Linked DNA regions of Homo sapiens: region 2 is linked to region 1. A link is a contact called in ENCODE Hi-C or POLR2A ChIA-PET data. All regions are on one chromosome and are shown on one strand. Each heading gives the region's core, a stretch centred on a gene start or an enhancer-like site at or near the end of the contact. The rest is flanking DNA. Distances are from core to core; before and after follow the strand shown.

Region 1 (4,826 bases), core at 988-3,487:
CATAATCCAATTAAAACTCTAGACTGTTGTCTCTCAAGGTGTGATTCATGAGCCATCTCATCATCCCTTGAGGTAATTGCTAAAAAGACAAATCCCCAGGCATTACAAACTGAGTCCTTCTAATTCATATTTTTGAATAAAAGCCTAGAAGTTTACATTTCACACCCATGAGATCTTAAGGCACTGGAGCTTGAGAACCCTAGTTTTAGCAGGACTTCTTGGTTACCTTTAAAAGAGAACACTGCCTGCCGGGCATGATGACTCACGCCTGTAATCCCAGCACTTTGGGAGGCTGAGGCAGGAGGATTACTTGAGGTCTGGAGTTTGAGACCAGCCTGGTCAACAGAGCAAAACCCTGTCTCTAATAAAAATACAAAAATTAGCTGGGTGTGGTGGCGTACGCCTGTAGTCCCAGTTAAGTGGGAGGCTGAGGCAGGAGAATCGCTTGAACCTGGGAAGCAGAGGTTGCAGTGAGCCGAGATCACACCACTGCACTTCCTCCTAGGCAACAGAGCGAGAAAAGAGAACACTCCCTTTTAATTGCCCTTTAATTCTCAACAACTACTTTGTAGTACATTGTTATGGGGAATGGAGGTAATATAGTAAGACACCCAGACAAATGCCTAGCACATAGCAGGAGATTAATAAATGGGGAATCATTTAAATGTATGTATACATTTTGTCATATACATATTGAAATTTATTCTCAGAACCAGCAACTTACACTGGGTAGACTTAACTACTTGCATAGGTCTTATTTTCTTTTGGCTTTGTGCTATTGCCTCACTAACCTTTAGCAAAGTTCTTTCTTGCATTTTTCATTTTTACATTTTCATTGCTGTCTTGTTTCTGCTAAGCTAACAGATTCTTCCTTAGACTGGCAATATTAAAAAGAAAGTGTCCCTTTGAGGTCTAAATAGGGAAGCAGAGGGAATACAAGACAAAGAGGTGCTCTGAGGGAGAAGTTGGCTCACCTTGCCCTAGCTGGAGAATCATCTTTTAGCTCTTTGTCTCCTTGGCACTTGCAGAGCTTGGTGGTACTTTATGTGGAGGAGAGCACTGTCCTGTTCAGAGGAAGGGCGAGCACTATTAAAGCTGCCTAGAGAGGCACCTGAGTGACGTGCCCAACTGCCCTTACTCCACCCTAGCTTTTGTCCTTAACCTCAAGCATTACAGTCAAACATCAAGGTGAAAGAAATTGTATCCAGTGCAGTCTTTTGCCCCCTTTGGGAGTCATTTTCTTGATCTACTGTGTAATTTAAAAGAGCCTTCAGAAGAGGAGACACAAAAATCCCTCTAATGTGTGAAACTAATAACCTTTAATGCTGAAGCCATCCTTTTTTCACAGAGAAGAAGAATGCCACCATGTTTGTTTGTCTCTAAATATGGATACATTTCAAAACCAATGTGTGAACTTATGGTTCTGCTATATATCCTTTCTCTAAAATACAATAAACCTGGCTTTTTGTAACAAGGAGTAGAGAAAAAGAGAAAATATATCATTTGGAAAGATGAAAGATCTATTTGATTAGTCTTGTCTCAGGAATTGAAAATGACTAGTTGATGTTCATCCGATCTTCAGATGATAAATCTCAGCATTTCTCTTGCTTCCATCTGTTACGTGGAAACTATCACACATACATGAATTCAGTTTCATTTCAAGGATCATTGGGAGGGAGAAGTATTTACCTTTCTGGGTGCTCTCATAATAGTCATTTTTATCAAGCTCTCATCTGTAGTCAGGACTTAGTTCGGTCATCCCTTAGTTTAAGGTCCGCTTTAAAAGTTTATGTCCTCCAAGTTTAGGTATTTGACAGTGTTCAACAGCATGAGAAGATACATATATTTTGGGATAAATGAAACTAACATTTCTGTGAGCATATGTAGCCCATGTTCACAATGTGAAGTGCAAGCATGGAGTGCTGAGGAGAGAGACCCTGAACAGTAAAGCCTGGCAGCTCATGTAGCTGCAACTACTTACTGAGGAGTTTCTTGTGAATGTGCACTTGGCTGCCTCTCTGGGCCGAGGACATGACATCCTCAGGCTTCAGTGACTCTCGCAAATAAAGTGCTTGTTTCTTAGCTGCAGCTTGCCTTTGTGATTCCATCAACGTGTGCATTTCATTAGGGTACCAGTGTGTAGCCCACGTGCCAGGGAGCCGTCTTCTCCTGATGAAGGTGTCGGGGTTGCAATGAGAATATTTGAGACAATGGTCATGGTATATCTACTTGGTGGTGAGAGTGACACATGGGCCATTTGCAGGTGTCACACCCTGTGGACGAATGGTCATGCTACACGGTGGTTTGTGCCAAGGCCTCATGGACACAGTTCACATTCTTAGTGTCCTAGGAGCTCCTGCCATGATTCCTTAGCAGTGGTTATGCTTGTTTTTATGATGGCAAGGCTCCCCAAACTTTGTGGACAATGCACAGATAACAACTGCTGATGGAAATCAATGGCCTGGCCTGCTTCCTTCATAAGAGCAAAGGTAAAGGCAGCCTCTTAACATCTAATGCTCCCTTTGCCTTTTTCAGAGTTGGAGAATCACAGCATTTTTCTGAAATGTGGAGTGGGAAATCTAAATGTGGAGTGGGGAAGCTATAATTACATAGCTTGGAAAAAGAAAAGTTTAAGAAAAAAAAAAAAAAGTCCTTTGGCTCCAGGACAGCCTAGGACTGTAAGTCACTGCTGCCCCCTACTGCCCAAGTTTTGTGTGTGTTTCCTAGAGGATCCTTGGTTTCTAGCCTGGCATTCTCAGGCACTGTGCTTGGGAGGATAATAACTTGCAGACTGTCTAAATGCTTTCTTCCAGACAGGGCCTCCCCACATTTGTTTCCTCAATTTAGGAGAATGTATGTGAAATGGAGAAAACCCACAGTGTGGGTGTGATCAGGTTCATGTGGCCTAGTGGAAAGACTTTCTCTTGAGTGGTGAGGAACTGACAGCAGGCCTGAGCTAAAATTGGTCTTCACAAAGCCGTCCACCCACTCACTTGGGCAGGCAGCCAGCTGGTGGATTCAAGGATCAGGTTTAGCCCTAAGGAGAAGGATTTTTGAAGGCACTAGTTGATTTTTGCTGCAAAAAGGTTATGCTAGATTTGGTTCCATTTTTAAGAGGCAAATAATTCTAAACCAGACTGTATAGTGTGGAATAAATGATTCTCTCCCTTATTTATTATACATTCATGTACTTGGAATTCAGTCCTTCATATATTCATGTGTCTGAGGTTATTTATTGAATGTCTTCTATGTACCAAGCATTATGCCAGTCACTGAGTATTCAAAAGTGAAAAAGCAGATTATTTCTGCCTGCATGGAACTTAAAGTCTGATGGAAGAGACAGTAAACAAATGCAAACAGTATCATTACATTTTGTGGTAACTGGTCTTATAAAAAAAAAAGAGGGGTACTATGAATGAACTTAATTCTCTGGATTAGGTAGAAACTTAATTCTCTGGACTAGGTACAACCTCTTCAGGGTGAGACCCATAGCCAAAGTTTGCAGGGTCCATTGTGCCCATGATCCCCATTCTCCCACACAATGGTTGGAAATAAAGGATGTTTTTGAAAACAGTTTTATGGACAGAAACCAGTTCCCTTGCACAAATGAAGATCTATATCCTGAACTAGCTTTTTTCTTCTCTCTCTGGACATAGGGAGTAAAAGTAAAAAAAAAATACAGGGAGGCAAACTTTGGCTCCATATGTATATTGTGAAAAGAACTTTTCACATTTGTCTTCTCACAGTTGAATAGGCTCTCTTGAGAGTAGTGAGTTCCCTGACCCCAGAGGTATTCAAATAGAGGCTGGAATATCACTTGCTAGGGATGCTACAGGTGAGGTTTCTTACAATAGCCGGTAGGTTGGAATAGATTTTCTCTCAGATTGCTTGCAAATCTAGCATTTAATTACCCCAGGCAAGGGTAAAGTTGGTGTGATTTGTTCTGGAAGAGTCTCCTCCACCTCAGTAATTTCACACATATCCCCACAGTTTATTAGAGTTCCCAAAACCCCACCTTTGGATTGGTTCCCTTAAAAGTATTCATTCATTCCAAAAATGAGCTTTATTTTTGAGGGTGCTACTTGTACTCTAGGATTCATTTGTATGCTGGAAAAAGGCTGCATCTTACGTGGATATGCCTGTGTGCATTTGTGATGACCTCTTTTACTCCATTCACATTCTTGAGAAGATTTCTCCCTTAACTTCACTTAAATTGTCTTGAACTTGCCAAGTTCATGCTCAGAGGCCATCAGAGAGTTCACAGGCAAGGATGGGTGCCACACAGAAGAAATCATGGCTACTTCATGAGAAGTCACATGTGTGGTTTCCACCATTTAACACTTGGATAATTCCTTGCCCTCATCTAAGAGCCAGATAGGAATGTTCATGCAAATTATTTTTTAAAAAATCTATTTCACTGACATGCTGTAGGGGGCAGTATTCATTAAGGAAAACCAGGGACAGAGTCCAGGAAGAGCCAGTAATTTCGACCTTGTAGGGAAGAAACTGGGCCCTATTTTTAACTATTTCTGTATACTAGAGACTCATTCAGTCTGTCCTATTGTTCGTGCATGAATGAGGCTCTGACCTTCAGTAATGAACCTTCTTAGGGGGCCAGGATTAATTTGGCTTATGTTAAATTCATCTGGCTTGGAGTGAAAACCAGTGAATACCTGTGAGGGAGAGGGACTTTTCCATATAGGACATATGTGCTAGGGCAAGGATTCTTACCTAGGTCACCTGACTCCAAGCTTTTGCTCTTTTAGCCACAATTTGAACCATTTCAGGCTCATACCTTCCAACACAAGTAGTGTTTACCTCCCCCA
Region 2 (4,826 bases), core at 909-3,408, 74 kb before region 1:
CAGAGGCACCTGGGCAGAGGGGATAGACTGAGTTCAGAGAGAGGGAAGTGTGGGGTGTGTCCAGTTTTCCTGAGGGTTATCGTATTATTACTACTGAGCATGTGGTATGTGTAGGTGTATCATTTCATTTGGTCCTTATAACATAGACTGGCAGACTTTCTGTGAAGAGCTGGTAGTCAGTACTTGAGGTTTTGTGGGCCACAGGTCACTCGGTCACAACTGCTCGGCTTTGCTTTGTAGCACGAAAGCAACCAGAGACCATAAATGGATGAGTCTGTGTCCTGATACCTGTCCCGAGGTTGTTGACCGCCTATTTGTTTACATAAATAGGTGGTCAGCTAGAATTGGCCCGGGTTGCAGTTTGCCAGCCGCTGCCTTATAATATGTTTGATATAATCCCTGTTTTATGGAGGATAAAACCAAAGAACAGAAAGATTAGTAGAAACTAACATTGCCCAGGGCCAAGGGCCAGCTTGACTAGCTCAGATTCCAAAGGCTGCATTCTTCCACACACGCTGCCTCCCCTTCAAAGGCTGGAGGACTTTCTGGGACAGATGGATGATAAGGCTGCCTTGACTGAAGTGTGAAGAGTTAGCCTTTATTATTTTTATTATTTTTTTAATTTTAAAAAATTGTTTTAAGAAGTTTAAAAACAGGCATGCTTAATTAGCATAATACTGAATGACAGCCAATCACAAACTGAATTTTTAAAGTGGGAAGTGTTTGCTCCTGGTGTGGTGCACCGGCCTGTAATCTGGGAATCCCAGCATTCTGCGAGCCCACGCCCAGGCCTAGGAGGGAGGATCCTTTGTTCTATGAGTTTCACAAGCCTAGGTAGTAGAGCGGAATCCCGTCTCTACCAAGGGGAGGAAGGGGAGGGTGGGGAGGGAATCAACAATGAGCTGGGCGTGATGGCACCATCTGTAGTCCCAGCTACTCGGGAGGCTGAAGCAGGATGATCATTTGAGTCAGGGAAGCTGGCTGAGTTCGAAGCTGCAGTGAGCTTTGATTACCCCACTGCACCCCAGCCTGGGAGACAGAGTGAGACCTTGACTCTTAAAAACAATTTTTTAAGGGGGGGATGGTATAAAATAGATATAAAATTTACCATTTTAACCATTTTTCACATATACAATTTAGTGGCATTATGTACATTCATGTAACAAATGGTATATAACCATCACCATTATTTATCTCCAGAACTTTTTCAACATCCCAAACCAAAACTCTGTACCCATAAAACTTCCCTTTCCTCCCTCTGCCCAGACCCTTTTAACCCCTATTCTACTTCGTCTCTATGAATTTGATTCTTGTAGGTACCTCTGTAAGTGGAAACATGCAATATTGTCCTTTTGTATCTGGCTTATTTCACTTAGAATTACGTTTTCAAGGTTCATTCATGTTGTAACATGTTTCAGAATTTCATTCCTTTTTCAGGCTGGAGTGCAATGATGCATGACGGCTCACTGCAGCCTTGACCTACAGGGCTCAGGTGATCCCCCCACGTCAGCCTCCTCAGTAGCTGTGACTATGGGCACGTGCCATCACACCCGGCTAATTTTTTGTGTTTTTTGTAGGGAGGGGGTTTCACCACATTGCCCAGGATGGTCTTGAACTCCTGGGCTCAAGTTTGCCTTTAATTCAGTGGGAAGTGGGGAGCCATTGATGATTTTTTGAACGGGTAATTAGATTAGAGCTGCGCCCTAGGAAAGTTCGTTTGGCATTGGTGTGTAGGTAAATCAAAGTTGAGAGAAGAGCTCTTGTTTCAGAATGAGAAGTTCACTTTGGCAGAGCCGTTTCCAACCACTCTATCCTGTAGAAGTTCTTGTGAGTGTACCTGATACTTGTGTGGCCTCACCGTGGCTCTATAATCGCAGTGTGTGTGTATGTGCACTTGTTGAAATAAGTTTAACCTTGGCTTCTTGCTGTGTTGTGCAAACTCACAAAGAAACCTAGTTGTAGAGACAGTATGTCTATTTTAAAGAACCTTAATCATCTAAGAAGGGATGAGCTGAGGCACAGCATCTCATCCCACTCAGCTGTGCCCTTGTTGATGTTCACTTCTCACTCAGCTGATGTTTTAGGTGCACGTGGCTTTAAACTGTAAACTTCATGGTCCCTCCCACGTGGCTGAGGAAATCCCTCCAGGGTTTGAGAGAGCAGTGTGGTGCATCCCCTAGTTAGGGAAGGAAGCCTTGCTTTATATACCAGCCTGGCCGGTTTCTGACTTGTTTTTCTTTGACACTGTGCCATACTTTGTTATTCCAGGTAGGGGATATTCCAGACTCTTGAAATTTGGCTGTGAGAAGGGGAAGAAATCCTTGAGTCATTTGTATCCTGGAGATTCAGGGTGGAGGCTGTGGCCGATTTTGTTATGTCCATTTCACGAAGCTGTTAATAAAATTTTTTATTACTAACTTTTATTTACTGAACACTTAGCATGTGCCAGATTCTGTGACCTTTGTATGTATGAGCTCATTTCATCTTCATAATACCAATGATGTAGGTATCATTATCTTGCAAATGACAACACTTAGGCCAGAGGGCACAGAGGGAATTGATAGCATAGAAGCTAAGATTAAAGCAACTCTGTCAGTTCCAGAGCACGCCTCTTTATTACCCTTCTCCCCAATTGCCTTCACTTCCTGAGCCCCAGCATGGATCAGGACAGGCACTTCCATATAGTCCCACTCTGAGTCTTCACATCGACCTTCTGAAGCAGGCCTTATTGTACTCATTTTACAGGTGAGTAAACTGAAGCCCAGAAAAGTAGAGTCACTTATCCAAAGGCATTCAGATAGCAAGGGAAAGATCTAGGTTTGGGTTTTGATTACTTTTAAAATCTGGGACCGGGTGCGGTGGCTCACGCCTGTAATCCTAGCACTTTGGGAGGCTGAGGTGGGCAGATCACAAGGCCAGGAATTAGAGACCAGCCTGGCCAACATGGTGAAGCCTCATCTCTACTAAAAATACAAAAATTAGCCAAGCGTGGTGGCATGCACCTGTAATCCCAGCTACTTGGGAGGCTGAAGCAGGAGAATTTCTTGAACCCGGGAGGCGGAGGTTGCAGTGAGCCGAGATCACGCCACTGCACTCCAGGCTGGGTGACAGAACGAGACTCTGTCTTGGGAAAAAATAAATAAAAATAAAATAAGATAAATTCTTTCACTGAGAACATAATAGAGGCATGAACCTAGAGTCAGTAGGAGGATGCCACGGAAGGGATGAATAACTCGATTAACATTCACATTTGTATTCAGAGAGGCATTGCAGGATGTCAAAGGGATTGTAAAATAGGTTAGTCTGGGCTCAAATCCTGGCTCTGCCACTTATTTGTGACCTTGGACAGGTTACTTTACCTTTCTGCTCTTCAGTTTTCTCCTCTGAAAAGTGGACACAATAATAACCTCTGCCACATAGAATGAAGATTGAATGAGTTAACGTGTGTAAAATGTTTATGTCAGTGCCTGGCATGTAGTAGGCACTGTATGTTAGTTGGATTTATTAAGCTCCTTCTCTGCATAAGGCACTCTTTCAAAAGTGCTCTTGTAGGTACTTGGCATACGTCATTAAACAAAACATACCCAAATCCCTACTCTTGTGGAGCCTACAGAACCGGGACCTGAACCCATGTCTGCTTCTTTTCCTTTTAATGTTTATTTTCCTTCCTCTCTCCCTCTTAATAATTTTCTTTAATGATCTTTTAAATTTCAAGTTGGCTATTGTCATTACAAAGGTGATGGGGTCTACTTCCTGAGCCTTCTTTGTGCTTATAAAATTGAAAATACTCTTGCTTTACTGGATCGTTGGTCTCTGACAACTGGAGAGTCACGGGGAAGGAGACTAGCATGGATTTAAGGATTGGATCCTTGGGCTGTGTTGTGAAATAGAAGGTCACTGTGGGTGCACCTTTGCAGTGGAAGACAGAGCTTCTAGGTGGGTGGGTGGTGGACAGGTGCTACAGCTCTCATCTCTTCAGGAACCAGAAGATGCAGCTCCACCTCATCACTTCCTGGTATGAGGCCCTCATGGTCCCCAGGTGGAGTAGCCAGAGATGCTACCTCCTTAGAAGGTCTCTGCTTGGCAAACCTGACCCCGGCTCCTGTTCCCATTCCAGGAGTGTTGCGGGGGGGGGGGGGGCGCGATGGGGAGTGGGGGGGGATGACCATTGTGTGGGATTACACTGGGAAAGGCATTTGGAAGAACAGGATGGAGGGTGAGGATGAGACCATATGCTGCTCTGGGAGTCACATGGATCCTCGGAGCAGGCCTACTGGTTGAGGTAGAATGATCACCTTCATCATTTTGGTGGAGACATCATGGGATTAGTACTTGAGCCTGTTGTCACTAACCAGTTGAGGCAGGACATTCTCCTTTTGACCAATCATTTGTTCCTATCCATTTGAAAAAAAGAGGTGCTGATACCCTAAGGCCTACATGTTCACATATACACTCTTCTGCAAACTCACAAGTCCATGCATGGAACTTGGCACTCAAAATCAGAAGGTTTTTTGTTTTGTTTTTGGCTTTGATGGCTGGGGAGAAAATTTTCAGGCAAGAGTTTTCTTGTGCTTGTTGGCCTGTTTCGAAAGAAAATATTCTTCTTTCCTGACCATTCTGTGACCAGGAAGAGCAGGTCAGATATGTTCCCCAAGGGGGTCTGTTCTCCTGATTCCATGGGTCAGCCAGTCTTTGCCTTCTAAAATGCTGCACACAACAGTGTTGTGTTTAAATATGTTGGAATTTGCTTGGTTTTGTTCACAGAATCCCAACAGTGAAAATGATGCCTGGCTTTTAAATTAAACCGATTAAATTTGAGATTATTG

What was found. A loop is a pair of places that touch in the nucleus more often than their neighbours do. ChIA-PET counts read pairs that join two places held with the same protein, here RNA polymerase II (POLR2A). Pooled maps may share reads with other maps.
Region 2: a map of PC-3 shows a loop between it and region 1 (2.9-fold over the local background). The contact joins two enhancer-like sites. A Hi-C loop is called at or near these places in 21 of 168 maps with a recorded cell type or tissue (GM12878, K562, MCF 10A and 15 more), 9 of 37 single-sample maps with no recorded cell type and 23 of 50 pooled maps. POLR2A ChIA-PET finds 5 or more read pairs at or near these places in 3 of 52 experiments (H1, PC-3 and WTC11).

Annotation. Positions count from the first base shown.
Region 1 is chr11:19,901,019-19,905,844 of GRCh38, forward strand. All of the region lies in intron 6 of NAV2 (neuron navigator 2), which reads left to right. Among named protein-coding and RNA genes, the nearest start is that of NAV2-AS3, 78 kb to the right of the region's middle. Within about 2 kb of position 2,238, at least 2 of the 41 ENCODE cell types and tissues checked have a DNase peak (open chromatin) inside an H3K27ac peak, as active enhancers do.
Region 2 is chr11:19,827,098-19,831,923 of GRCh38, forward strand. All of the region lies in intron 1 of NAV2 (neuron navigator 2), which reads left to right. Among named protein-coding and RNA genes, the nearest start is that of MIR4694, 69 kb to the left of the region's middle. Within about 2 kb of position 2,159, at least 5 of the 41 ENCODE cell types and tissues checked have a DNase peak (open chromatin) inside an H3K27ac peak, as active enhancers do.